2 separate regions of the Homo sapiens genome follow, and region 1 is linked to region 2. The links are chromatin contacts, found by Hi-C or POLR2A ChIA-PET in ENCODE. All regions are on one chromosome and are shown on one strand. The core of a region is the stretch at or near the end of the contact, and the rest is flanking DNA. Distances in the headings are between cores, read along the strand shown. Region 1 holds the start of ZFAND2B (zinc finger AN1-type containing 2B). Region 2 holds the start of WNT10A (Wnt family member 10A).

Evidence for each region. Hi-C counts contacts between places; a loop is a spot of excess contacts on that map. ChIA-PET counts read pairs that join two places held with the same protein, here RNA polymerase II (POLR2A). Pooled maps may share reads with other maps.
Region 1: a loop to region 2 is called in a map of naive thymus-derived CD4-positive, alpha-beta T cell, with 8 times the contacts of the local background. The contact joins the promoter of ZFAND2B here to the promoter of WNT10A in region 2. A Hi-C loop is called at or near these places in 1 of 168 maps with a recorded cell type or tissue (naive thymus-derived CD4-positive, alpha-beta T cell), 3 of 37 single-sample maps with no recorded cell type and 9 of 50 pooled maps. POLR2A ChIA-PET finds 5 or more read pairs at or near these places in 6 of 52 experiments (CD4-positive, alpha-beta memory T cell, GM12878, IMR-90 and 3 more).

Annotation. Positions count from the first base shown.
Region 1 is chr2:219,201,856-219,208,031 of GRCh38, reverse strand. ZFAND2B (zinc finger AN1-type containing 2B) reads right to left here and starts at 1,250. Exons shown (of 9, transcript NM_138802.3): 1 at 990-1,250; 2 at 611-705; 3 at 253-384; 4 at 1-145. The coding sequence starts at 1,044. RefSeq lists enhancers at 1-291, 1,409-1,658 and a silencer at 959-1,358.
Region 2 is chr2:218,875,926-218,882,200 of GRCh38, reverse strand. It overlaps WNT10A (Wnt family member 10A), which reads right to left and starts at 1,349. Exons shown (of 4, transcript NM_025216.3): 1 at 1,093-1,349; 2 at 1-40. The coding sequence starts at 1,205. RefSeq lists silencers at 1,274-1,413, 1,434-1,643, 1,864-1,923.

The DNA of each region.
Region 1 (6,176 bases), core at 1-2,500, 330 kb before region 2:
GGCTGGTTGGGTGCCCCTCCCCAGAGCAATCATGGTCCAGTGGATGCCGGTGCTTGATGCAGAAGTTTCGGCTACAGCGTTCACAGGTCAGTTTCATCATTTCTCGCTGCCGGCAGCCAGCGCGTTCACACTTATTGGTGAAGATCTGAGGTGAAGTGAGAAGGTTGTCTCTGCTGAGACTCTGATTAGCTGTTTGGGTTTCCAGGCATCCGTAGTCCCAGCTGGGTTGTGGCTGACCCCTACAATGTTTACCTTACGTTTTTGCTGTGCTGGATCAGAGCGACAGTCTCTGTCAATGTGCTCTCCCACAGCACGGTCAGGGGGCTCCCCTCTGGCCACAGGCACAGGCACATTACAGAGAGGGCACACAGGTACCTGGATATCCTGTAGTCAAGGAGCAAGGGTCAGTCTGTGGCCCACTCCAGTCCAACAAATCTCTGGTCCTGAAAGAACTTGGATATGACCCACCACAAACACGCAAAAAAACAGTGTTTCCCAGCACTGACAGCCTCAGAAGGACAAAAGGGAGAAGAAACGTGAGACACAGATTTGGGGGATTCTGCACGCATTCTCCATCTGCCTGCTTTCACCCTGAGGATCGCCCCCTCACCTTTTGGTAAGCAGATCCACAGTGATGCTGGGCGTAGGCCACATGGTCTGCGCAGAAGATGCCTGAGCAGGCATCACACTTAAGCGGCAGAAAATCTGCAAAGAGTTGGTCGGATTGCAGGTCCAGCGGGACCTCGATGTCCTTCTCTCTCACTCAAGTCTTCCACTCGGGAAGGAAAACGCCACCCTATTTTCGACACACCGCCCCTTCCCAAGCCCATTACCTCCTTGGCCACGCCCCCTCTGCCGCTGACCACCCCCCCCCAGCTTCAAGCCCCGCCCCCCGGCATTGCCAGCCTGGGAGCCCACCCTTCCCTCCCAACCTGCGGTTCAAAGTCCCTGTCCGCTGGGCCCCGCCCCCCGCGCGCTCCGCCCCTCACCCAAGCGCTGACAGCTCGGCTCCGAACAGTGAGCGCCGAGGTCCGGAAACTCCATCGCCAAGCCGGGCAGGGTCTGCTAGGAGAAGCGACGAGTGCTGAGCGTCTTTAGGGCTCGTGCTCGAAGTCCGCACCGCGACCCCGCACTCTGGCGGGCTCCCTGCCCCGCCCCTTCCTCTCCCCCGCCCAGCCCGGGTTACCGGAGCCCCCGCGCCAGCCGGCCCCCGGCGCCCGCTCCTCCCTCGGCGCGCGCGGCGCGCTGACGTCATCCCGCAGGGCTGGCGCGTCCGGCGCAGTCTCCGGGCAGCCGGGGAGGGCCTCGGTTGAGCCCCGCCCCGCCTCGCCTTGCTCTAGAAGGCTGAGTCGGAAGACTGTCCCGAGGCGAGAGGGTGTTGATGCGCGGCTCCGCCACCCTGGGCGCGGGCGTAGCTCCGCAGAGGAAGGCCAGCGAAGGCAAAGACGGATATCTTGGGGGATGGAAGGCTGGGTGGTTTGGGGTCTTTCACAATTCGGTCCTTAGCCCGCTTCACACACGATGCCCTCCTCCTGGCCATTTTGTTCACGGCCACGGCTGCCCTTCGCCTCCACGAGCTGACAGCTCCTGTATTTCTCTGAAGTACAGACGTCTCTAGAGCTGCAGATCCCTCCTCAGTCTGAACTAGGCGCACCTGCTATGTGATCTTACTTCTTCCATTCTAGCACCCATATCACTAATGCGACCAACCCCTATATGAGCATACTGGGAAATCAGGAACCACGTCTACCTTGTTTCGTGTTAGGTCCCAGCACCTAACAGTGCCTAGAACAGTGTGGTCCTCAGTCTTTAGTGTGAATCCAAATCGCCTACGGAGCTAGTTTAAAATGCGGATTTCCGGGCCCTGGAGCTTCTAATTCAGTAGGAAGCACCTGAAGGAATTCTGACACAGATTGCCATGCACCACACTCTGAAAAACCCTAGCCTAGAATATTCTTAGTAATTATTGAATGTAGCCAGGACTACAGGCACAAGCCACCGTGCTCAGCTAATTTTTAATTTTGTAGAAATGGGGTTGGGGAGGGGTCTCTCTTTGTTGCCCAGATTGGTCTCGAACTCCTGGCCTTAAGTGATCCTCCTGCCTTGGCCTCCCAAAGTGCTGGGATTACAGACGTGAGCCACCACACCTGACCAATATAATTTTTTTTTTTTTGAGACACAGTGTCACTCTTGTCACCCAGGCTGGAGTGCAGTGGCATGATCTCGGCTCACTGCAACCTCTGCTTCCCGGGTTCAAGCGATTCTCCTGCCTCAGCCTCCCAAGTAGTTGGGACTACAGGTGCACACCACTGCGTCCAGCTAATTTTTGTATTTTTAGAGACGGCGTTTCACCATGTTGCCCAGGCTGGTCTCGAACTCCTGACCTCGTGATCTGCCCGCCTCGGCCTCCCAAAGTGCTGGGATTACAGGCATGAGCCACCACTCCCAGCCAATATTCTTTTTATTTTAAATTGCATCCAGGACTTTATAAATGCTTTTATTTTGTTTCAATATATAACTGTCAGATTTCAAATAATTTTTTCCCAGTCTCATTATAATCATTTGGTTCTAAGAATTTTGTTTATTCATTTTTTTTCCTCTCTATATTCATCAGTACAATTTAGAATTGTAGGCTTCCAGTCCCGGCATGGTGGCTGACGCTTGTAATTTCAGCACTTTGGGAGGCTGACGCAGGAGGATCGCTTGAGCCTAGGAGTTCCAGCCTGGGCAACATAGTGAGACCCTGTCTCTACAAAAATAGAAAGAATTGTAGGCTTTCAGTTTGGAGAAACGTGTATGGAGCAGACTAAACAAAGATAAACACTGCCTCTCTCCCCACTCCCACTTTACAAATGCTCAGATAACCAAAGCCTTGTGGAACTCAAAAAATAAAAATCTTCGGATCTCATTTTTGAGCATGAGCCAGAATGCTTGAAGTGCAAATGTAGTCATTTGTTCTTATGTTGCTATACAGAAATACCTCGCTAGGCATGGTGGCTCATGCCTGTAATCCCATCCCTCGGAGGCCAAGGTGGGAGGGTCACTCGAGTCCAGGAGTTTGAGACCAGCCTGGGCAACATAGTAAGACCTCCCTCTCTACAAAAAAAATTTTTAAAAAGTTAGCTGGGCATGGTGGCATCCACCCGTTGTCCCAAATACTCGAGAGGCTTTGGTGGGAGGATTGCTTGAGCCTAGGAGCTCGAAGTTGCAGTGAGCTATGATTGTACCACTGTGCTTCAGCTGGATAACAAAGTGAGACCCTGTCTTTAAAAAAAAAAAAAAATCTGAGGCTGGTTGATTTATAAAGAAAGAGGTTTAATTTATTCATGGTTCTGCAGACTGCATAGGAAGCATGGTGCCAGCATCTGCTCAGCTTCTGGTGAGGCCTCAGGAAGCTTCTAATCATTGCAGAAGGCCTAGGGGGAACAGGCATGTCACATGGCAAGAGTGGGAGCAAGAGAGAGAAGAGGGAGGTCCCAGAGTCTTTTCAAAACCAGATCTGATGTGAACTGAGTGAGAATTCACTCATCACCAAGAGGATGGCACTAAGCCATTCATGAGGGGTCCACTCTCAGGTTCCAATCACCTCCTGCCAGGTCCCACCTCTGACATTGGGAATACATTTCTTTTTCTTTTCTTTTTTTTTTTTTTTTTTTCTTTTTTGAGACAGAATCTCACTCTGTCGCCCAGGCTGGAGTGCAGTGGCACAGTCTCAGCTCACTGCAACCTCCGCCTCCCGGGTTCATACCATTCTCCTGCCTCAGCCTCCCAAGTAGCTAGGATTACAGGCGCATGCCACCACGCCCGGCTAATTTTTTGTATTTTTAGGAGAGATGGGGTTTCACCGTGTTAGCCAGGATGGTCTCGATCTCCTGACCTCGTGATCCGCCCGCCTCGGCCTCCCAAAGTGCTGGAATTACAGGCATGAGCCACTGCGCCCGGCGGGAATACATTTCAACATGAGATTTGGAGGGGACACATATCCAGACCATATCATGCCATAACAGACTTACCTCAGAGACCCCAGCGACCACGATAAAAGTGAATGAAGCTCTCACGGTAGTATCTCTCTTCCCAGGCAAATATTTTTCTGACTGATGGGTTATAGTCCTGACTAAGCTCTCTGTGCTGATTACCAGCCCAGGGGCTTTCTCACTGGGTGATGTTCTCATCCCACGATTTAAAAAGAGTGCCCGCACAAACCAAAGTCACCATTCCCCAATGTAGCCTCCTTGCTTCCTGAATAAAAGAAGCCAGGAGAACACTGAGAGAGAAATCAAATAACATTTTGCAACTTGAATTAGCTATTTTAGGAGATATCAATTAACAACTGAGCATTACTTAAGTCTCTTTTATTGTAGACCAACAAAGCATACACAGACCTGCTAAGCAGCCTTGCGCTTTAGCTGTGGGTAACTGAGCTGCAGCCTCTCATTGGGACAGTAGACATAGGTTCCTCTAAAATTCGCAGGCATAGTCATAGCCAGACGCCAGTTATTTTAGCTTTAGCAGGTCTAAAGCAGACAAGGTCAAACTGAGGATAGCCAGAAAAGGTGTCTTGGCTCCAATTCAACTTGAATATTAGTTTAATGGTATTTGTCTCAGTGGTTTTCCGCCTCTCAATTGACTCTTAGTGAAACAGTGCATATAGAAATGGAAGGAAAAGGCCAGGCACGATGGCTCATGCCTATAATCCCAACACTTTGGGAGGCTGAGGTGGGCAGATCACCAGAAGCCAGGAGTTCAAGACCACCCTGGCCAACATGGTGAAACCCTGTCTTTACTAAAAATACAAAAATCAGCCAGGCATGGTGGCAACAGAGCGAGACTATGTCTCAATTAATAAAGAAACAGGAAAAAAAAGAAATGGAAAGAAAAACTAGCACTTATTGTTGTGTCCTGCTCTTCCTCATGTGTTAGCTTATTTAATCCCCTGTGAAAATCCTTTGAAGTAGGCCGGGCACGGTGGCTCACGCCTGTAATCCCAGCACTTTGGGAGGCCAAGGCGGGCAGATCACAAGGTCAGGAGATCGAGACCATCCTGGCTAGCACGGTGAAACCCTGTCTCTACTAAAAATACAAAAAATTAGCTGGGCGTGGTGGCGGGCACCTGTGGTCCCAGCTACTCGGGAGGCTGAAGCAGGAGAATGGCGTGAACCCAGGAGGCGGAGCTTGCAGTAAGCCGAGATTGTGCCACTGCACTCCAGCTTGGGCAACAGAGTGAGACTCTGTCTCAAAAAAAAAAAAAAAAAAAGAAAGAAAATCTTTTGAAAAAGATATCATGTATCCCCATTTTGCAGATAAAAAATCTGAAGTTGAGAGAGATTAAATTACTTGCTACGAAGTCAGAATCTGGACCTAAATTTTTGTATTGTCTTCAGTTCTATGTTCTTTCCATCATACAAATTTGCCTCCCAAAAATCTACTCTTGGACCCTCCTTAACTACTGAAAAGAGGAATCTTTTTTTTTTTTTTTTGAGATGGAGTATCGCTCTGTCGCCCAGGCTGGAGTGCAGTGGCATGATCTCAGCTCACTGCAACCTCTGCCTCCTGGGTTCAAGCAACTCTCCTGCCTCAGCCTCCCAAGTAGCTGGGACTACAGGCGCCCGCCACCACACCCGGCTAATTTTTAGTAGAGATGGGGTTTCACCATGTTGGCCAGGCTGGTCTAGAACTCCTGACCTCATGATCCACCCACCTCTGCCTCCCAAAGTGTTAGGATTACAGGTGTGAGCCACCATGCCCAAGTCAAAAAAAGGAATCTTAAGTGATGATTTTTCTCAGAGTGTTTGGGGAAAATCCCAAATCTCTCCGTGGGTTATCAAAAATCAAACACCTTATCAGTGCAAGGTATTTAAATATTTAAGTGAAGTACCAGGATGCGGAAGCTGATTGAAGCTGGTTTCAGATCCTAGGAGATTAGTCGGCTGGCATGACTGCCTTCCCTGAGTTCTGCCTTGCTCCCTTGGGTGTGTGATACACAATCTTTGTGACAATGCTCAGCCGTTTGTCCTCAGGTGCACTAGCTCTCCCGTGAGCTTGAGAGGTGACAGCGTGCTGGCAGTCCTCAGAGCCCTCGCCTGCTCTCGCACCTCCCCTGCCTGGGCTCCCACTTTGGTGGCATTTGAGGAGCCCTTCAGTCCCCCACTGCACTGTGGGAGCCCCTTTCTGGGCTG
Region 2 (6,275 bases), core at 100-2,599:
CGGGGGGAGGCGGAGGTCCAGAATGTCATTGGGTGCTGACCTGCAGACATATGGGGTGGAGTGGGTACGTGTTTTGGGGGGACCAGGAGAGCCCCATCTAACAACACACACTCTGTCCCAACGGCCATAATCACTCCCTCTTCCAACCTCTGCTTCTGAAGGTTGGGCCCATCAGTACACTCCTACACATTCCTCTCTCCTTGACCTCCTCACAATCATCCTGCCCAGTGCAACTCACTCAGCTAGCTGCACACCCACACAGGTAAGCGTGCAAATGCACACACATCCACCATGCTTGTGGCCACAGTATTTCCTATGCACATCCCCAGGAATAGATGCCCATACACACAGGGTTCCCCACAAGCCCACTCCCACAGATATGTTTCAGTCACATTCACATAGACACACTTCTGCACACATTGTGGTGGACACACAAACCCAACCCCAGCACACTTACGCACATGCACACTTCATCAGACATAGTTACAGACACACACACAAAGACACTCCCATTTACACATGTGTTCATCTTAACATACATTGACCCATGAGCTCTCACATGCACACATGGGCACACATACAAACTACTGTTTACCAACACAGTTTGCTGGGATCCTGGGCTCGATTGAAAACACACACACACACACACACACACACACAGCTCTTGCAGCTGCAGTCTCTCACTGACCCCACCTGGGCTACCCCCTTCCAGCCTCCCAACCCCTGCCCCTACCTGGGGCTGAGCTGCAGGAAGGAGTGAGGCAGCTTGTGCTTACTCCTGAGGTGGGGGTGCATTCCCCCAACAGGGCAGGAACTCCAGACTGGCACTTGCTCCCCCCCCACACACACCTCCCCTCCTAGTTGCCATCATGCTCCTGGGCACTGCCTTGTCTCCCTGGACTGCCCATATCCTGTCACCAGTCCAACCCCCTCCTATGAGGGAGCTCACTGCCTTTGGTTGGGCACCAGCACTTTCCTATGACCCTGTCCCTCCCTTCTTCCAGGGTCCTCTACCCCAGCAAGAGCATCAGAGGCCCCTGCAGGCCGGGGTCCCAACTCTCTAGGAGGGCGGAGCATGAGGTGAGGGCTCACCTGGGCATGGCAGCAGCCAGCAGCAGTAGGAAGAACAGGAGCACCCAGAGCGCTGGCCGCGGCTGGGGCTGGGGTCGGAGCCGCAGCCAGGGGCGAGGGTGGGCGCTGCCCATGGCGCGCAGGCCCTGACGGGCTGGGAGTGGGGGGCTCACAGCCCAGTGGGACTGGAGAGCCAGGGGCGCCGGCGCATGATCGGCGGGGGGTCGGGGCGGCTGCGACACACAGCTCCGACTCGGGTCAGGGCTCCCGGAGCAGACGGCGCCCGCCTCCCCGCTCCATGGGGCAGCACCCCCGGGCACCGCCCTCGGGGGGGGCGGGGGGTGAAGAGCGGGCGAACCGGGCACCTCCTGGCACAGGGGTCCGGGGAATTTCCCGAGGCCCCCCCGCGACAACTCCCGGTGCCTCTCAAGGGTAAGGGGGGCCCGGAGGTGCAGCGGGCTGGGGACGGGAGGCTGGGGTGCCGGGGAACCCTCCAGCGCAGCGCCGGGAGCCTGCGCTTCCGAGGGCGTGCGAGGCTGGCTGGCGGGGGCGGCGCTGTCTGTGTCGGGCCCCACTGCCTGTAGAGTAAGTGACTGTCCCGGCTCGGGGAGCTCTGCCGCCTTCCCTTTCCTCCCCCCACCCCCCCGCCATTTAGTGTCTCAGGGCTCTACCCCACGTGACGTCACGCGGCGGGGCGTGGAGGCGTGTACGAGTCCCGAGGCCACTGCGTCCGCTGGGGACTGGGGGTGGGAGCGTCCCTGCTGAGGGCAACAGAGGGAAAGGTGTTGGGGTCTGTGCGCGCGTGCACAGGAAGATGCCTGTGTGTGGAGCGCGCTGGGTTGTGTGGGGGATATGTGTTACCGCGAGGTGTGTGTGCCTGGCAGAGACGCAGCTGCTGGGGAGCGCCCCCATCCCACCCCAACACACACACCTGCAGGGGCTGGAGGGGAGGGGCTGGCCTCTGTGTTTCGCCTCCTCCGCCAGAGGAGGGACTTCCCCCAGGCCTGCCTGGTGTGAGGCAGGTGTGGGCTCCTGCAGAGGAGTTTGGCAGCCTCTGGTTTCTTCTCCCCTTTGCTGTGTGACCTTAAACAGGTGCCTCCTGCTCCTGCTCACGGAGACCTCCTCTGCCCCTTTGCGGAATGCGGCTCATGGGGACCACCTTGTCTCCTCAGTGAGCCCGGGGAGGCAGCAGTGTCAGGCCCCCAGAAAATGCTTGCGTAGGAGCGCCCGGGGTGGCACGTCCTGGGAGGAGGCGTTAGAGAGACTTTTAACCCTAGAAGTGGCCGTTGAGATAGTTTATTTAGCTCCCCTTTATTTCACAAGAAAATATCGAGGCTCAAAGAGGTCACACAGCAAATTAGCGGAAGAGCGAGAACCGAACGCAGCTCTCCTGACTCCCAGCGCAGCAGCTGCCTCCCCAACACTGAGTGTTGCCTGCCTGTGCCCGCAGATACTCTCAGTCTTGTCCTGGCCCTCCCTGGCCCCACCTGCACATGGTCCTCTAGGAGGTCCCTAATACCAGCCTCCTGGCTCAGGTCTACTTCTCGCTGAGATCTTCCTGTCCCTCCACCCCAACTGAACACTGGGCCCCTCCTCGATATAGTGCAAGTGTGCTGGGCCCAAGCAAGGGCCTGAGAGCCAGAGGGCAGGGGAAAGGCAGCTCTGCCGTCTGTTTCTGGTGCTAGCCTGGGCCCTGATAGTGGATCGTGCTCCTGCCCTGTGCCCTCGGCATCCTCCTCTGTAAAATGGGCACAAGCCTTTACACAAACATGCCCCTCTCTCTGAAGAGAGCCCCTGCTGGCTTAGGAACAAAACTATGGGAGCCTCTGGGCTCAGAGACAAAAAAGGCCCATTCCTGGAATTGCCCATCCCTGGGGAACTGAAGGAGGGGGTGGGGCCCTCCTTGTCCCCAGACTGTCAGGTGGTGGGGGCGGCCTGAGCAACAGCAGGCTGACGGCATACTCCCCCCTCCTTTCCCCCTCATCTCTGCCGGCAGCCACCGCAGCTGTCAGGAATTAAGGGCTTGAGGCTGCTGGGGGTGGGGGTGGGGCAGTGGGGGGGGAGCAGTCTGGCTGGACTGCAGGAAAACAGCCAGGGGCAGCAAGCAGACTGCGTCAGCTAGAGCCTTATTTGACCCCAACTGCCCCCTGCCCTCCCCACTCTCCCTACCATGCTGCAGAAACGGGGACAGCTTGGGACTAGCATTTGGGAAGGGTAAGCGGTAAGGGTAAGGGTGGGACCAGACTCAAGACAGGAGACAGGCACCAGCCCAGGATGAGAGAGGACACCAGCAAGCTGGAGAGTCATATTCTTATTGGCTGTTGGGGAAACTGAGGCCCAGAAAGAATTAGGAACGTGACACAGGGAAGGGACTCATAATCAGCTTACAGATGTCCTTATTCCCCATCACGCGCTCACACTAGCATTTCCCACGCTTGATGCAGCACAAGTGTCCCCTGGGGTGGGCCATTGTGGGAATGCGGATTCCAGGCCCCATGAAGTTGAATCAGCCTTTCCAGGGAAAGGCCTGGGTGTCTGTCTTTCTAGCTAGCATCCCCAGTGATTCTGGTGGGGACTCCTTTTGGGAAACGCTGCTGACCTGGTTGAGGAGCTGATTTAGTTTCCTTTGGCATCTCTCTGATGAGGGGGTCTCTTTTCTTCCCCACCTCCACTGTCTGTGAAATACAGAGGTGCAAAGGAGACCGAGAAAACCCTTTCTTAAAAAAAAACAAAAAAGCCTCCGGAGGCAAATAGTGATACTGAGGCTTGCACTCAGGCGTGGCTCTGCCCTGGTGTCAGGAGGGTCTAGGAGTGCCCAAGTCAGAGCACTTCTCAGTGAAGGGAGGGGAGAGTCTGTGTTGGTCCAGAGCCTTGGCATGTATGTAGGTGAGGCCCAGAGACTGTCTGCCCCTGGGGTCCCAGCCCCAAATGACCCACACCATGGCCAAGCCCCTATCAGCACCCCCTAGTCCCCACCCTGGCCCTGCCCTGGGCCCTGGCCCTCAGCCCAGCCCCAGCCCCCGCAGCCGCCGCCTAAGACCACAATTACAGGGGCCACTGGGGGGCGGGGGAGCACTGGGGATGAAAGGCAGCTTGGAGAATGGTTCCAGCTGTGGCAGCTCTGGAGAAGGTCACAGGGAGGAAGGGCCGGGGAAGCATGGGGGTGAGAACAGGTGGGACCCTCACAGCCCCAGCCTAGCCCAGTCCAGCCCCAGCCCAGTCCTGGTGCCCAGCTGGAGAAGTTTGTCTTGCTGAAGAAGAACGCCAAGGAGCCACAGACCAATAAGGAGGCTCTTCATTCCATTGTCCAGGCCTCAGAGGCCACCAACCCTCAGCAAGGTAAGGGGGAATGGCTTGCTGCTGCAGTCTCCCCAAACTCCCAATGTGTTTGGTCATTGAAAGGGAAGGGAATTGTTCCCCGAGCCCGTGGCCTCAGGCTGATCCTAGGCCTTCCACTCGGCCTCCTCACCCATCTGCCTGTGTTCCGCCTGTTCCTGATGTGGTCACACACACATCTGGGGTGCCTCTTTGCACTTCCCCCATCTCCCCAGTTCCACATGTCCCCTGCCATTCAGCCAGCAGGGGACTTTGATGGCTCAGACTGCCTGAGGCTGAGCAGCTGGATGAGCAGGGGTGGGTGGTGGTGGGAACTCTACTTCCGGCCCCTTCCCAGGCAGCAGGGCAACAGCACAGATCTATCTCTGGGCTCAAAGAAGATAAGGCTAGAAGTCCCAATGGTGCCTTCTGGTAATCACTCCCACCCTTCATAGAAGGCAGTGCCCAGACGCCTTCAGGGCTTGGTAACAGAAGATGGACCAGTAACATGTGGCCAGCAGTTTAAAGATGGAAGTGCATTCTCACAATGTGCTAAAAAGCAATCAGGGACCCCTATTAGGTGATAGGAAGTGCTCAGATAGGTTAACTGACTTGACCAAGGTCAAGCTAGCAAACAAGGCATTTTTCATTGTACCATACAACTTCCTCTGAATTCCTTTTAACCTGCCTAGAATGGTGCCAGTTCATGCCACTTCCCCAGCTTCCCTCCCTGGCATTGTGGAGGAAGATGTCCAGCATCTTCCACCCTATCTCACCCCCTGCAGGACCCAGCAGTGGTAGAGTCTGGGAGGCTGGCATCCCAGCCCTAGGTCTGGGCCAGCCCAGACGTCCCAGACAGTCTGGAACCCTAGAAGCTTGACCCAAGCTGTCTGTAGGTCTCCTTGCTTCCTTTCAGTCCTATCCTCTCCTGCCCACCACTCTCTGAGTTTCCCAGATGTCCTGCAGGTCCTGTCTGTCGCTCCCTGTTAATAGAGAAGCTGGGCTCCGCATGCCCTCTGGTGGTCTCTGAGAGAAGTGCAGGAGTTTGGGTTTTGGGCTTGTTTGGTTTTTTTGTTTGTTTGAAGATAAGAGCAGAGCTTTGGGGAAGGCAGATCTGTGAATATAAACCTTGCCCTCAGGGAGCTTCATTTCTCCTCTATGTGGACCATAATGTATTTCCACTGTCTCCTTTGGTAAGTTAACAGAGTTTCCTTTGGTCAAGGAGTTCTAAGTCCAAATTCTCCATGACTTCCCTGAGGCCCAGACATTTGACCCAAGGGAGCCAAGAGGAGGCAGAAAGGAAAACCCTGGTGCCTCAACCTTCCCACTGCAGCCTGACACCCCTCCCCACCATGAGCCTTGAGGATTGAAGCAGGCTAGGTCACCGAGTGAATGCAGGGGCATTGCGGGGGAAGGACAGGGGTCCTGGAAGCCACGGTGAGGGTCTGTCACATCCAGAACGAGCTCCCTTTCCTTCTGTTTCATTTGAAGGACTGTGCTTTGCTCCCTGTGCCTGCCCCACCCCCCTGTGGTTCTAGAGAGGCTGTCAATCCCAGGCATGGTAGTACATCTCCCTAGACACCATTATTGGTTCAGGAATAGGCAAATGACCAAGCTGAACTAAGCAAGGTCTTCCTTGGGACTTCTGTTGGAGACAACTGGGAAAGTCATTCTTCTGCTTTTGGATCTAAGACTGCATATAGAGCTGTCATGGAGAAAGTCTGCAGGAGGAGATAATGAGGACAGTATGCCAAGAGAGGCAGAGATAAGCAGAAACAATAGATGCAGAGGCGAGGGAGAGGGAAGGAGATGAGAAAGAAGCCTGTGACACCACGTGAGCCCCTGGGTTCAGCTGTACCTGAATTCAGACTAACCTCTGGACTTCCCTG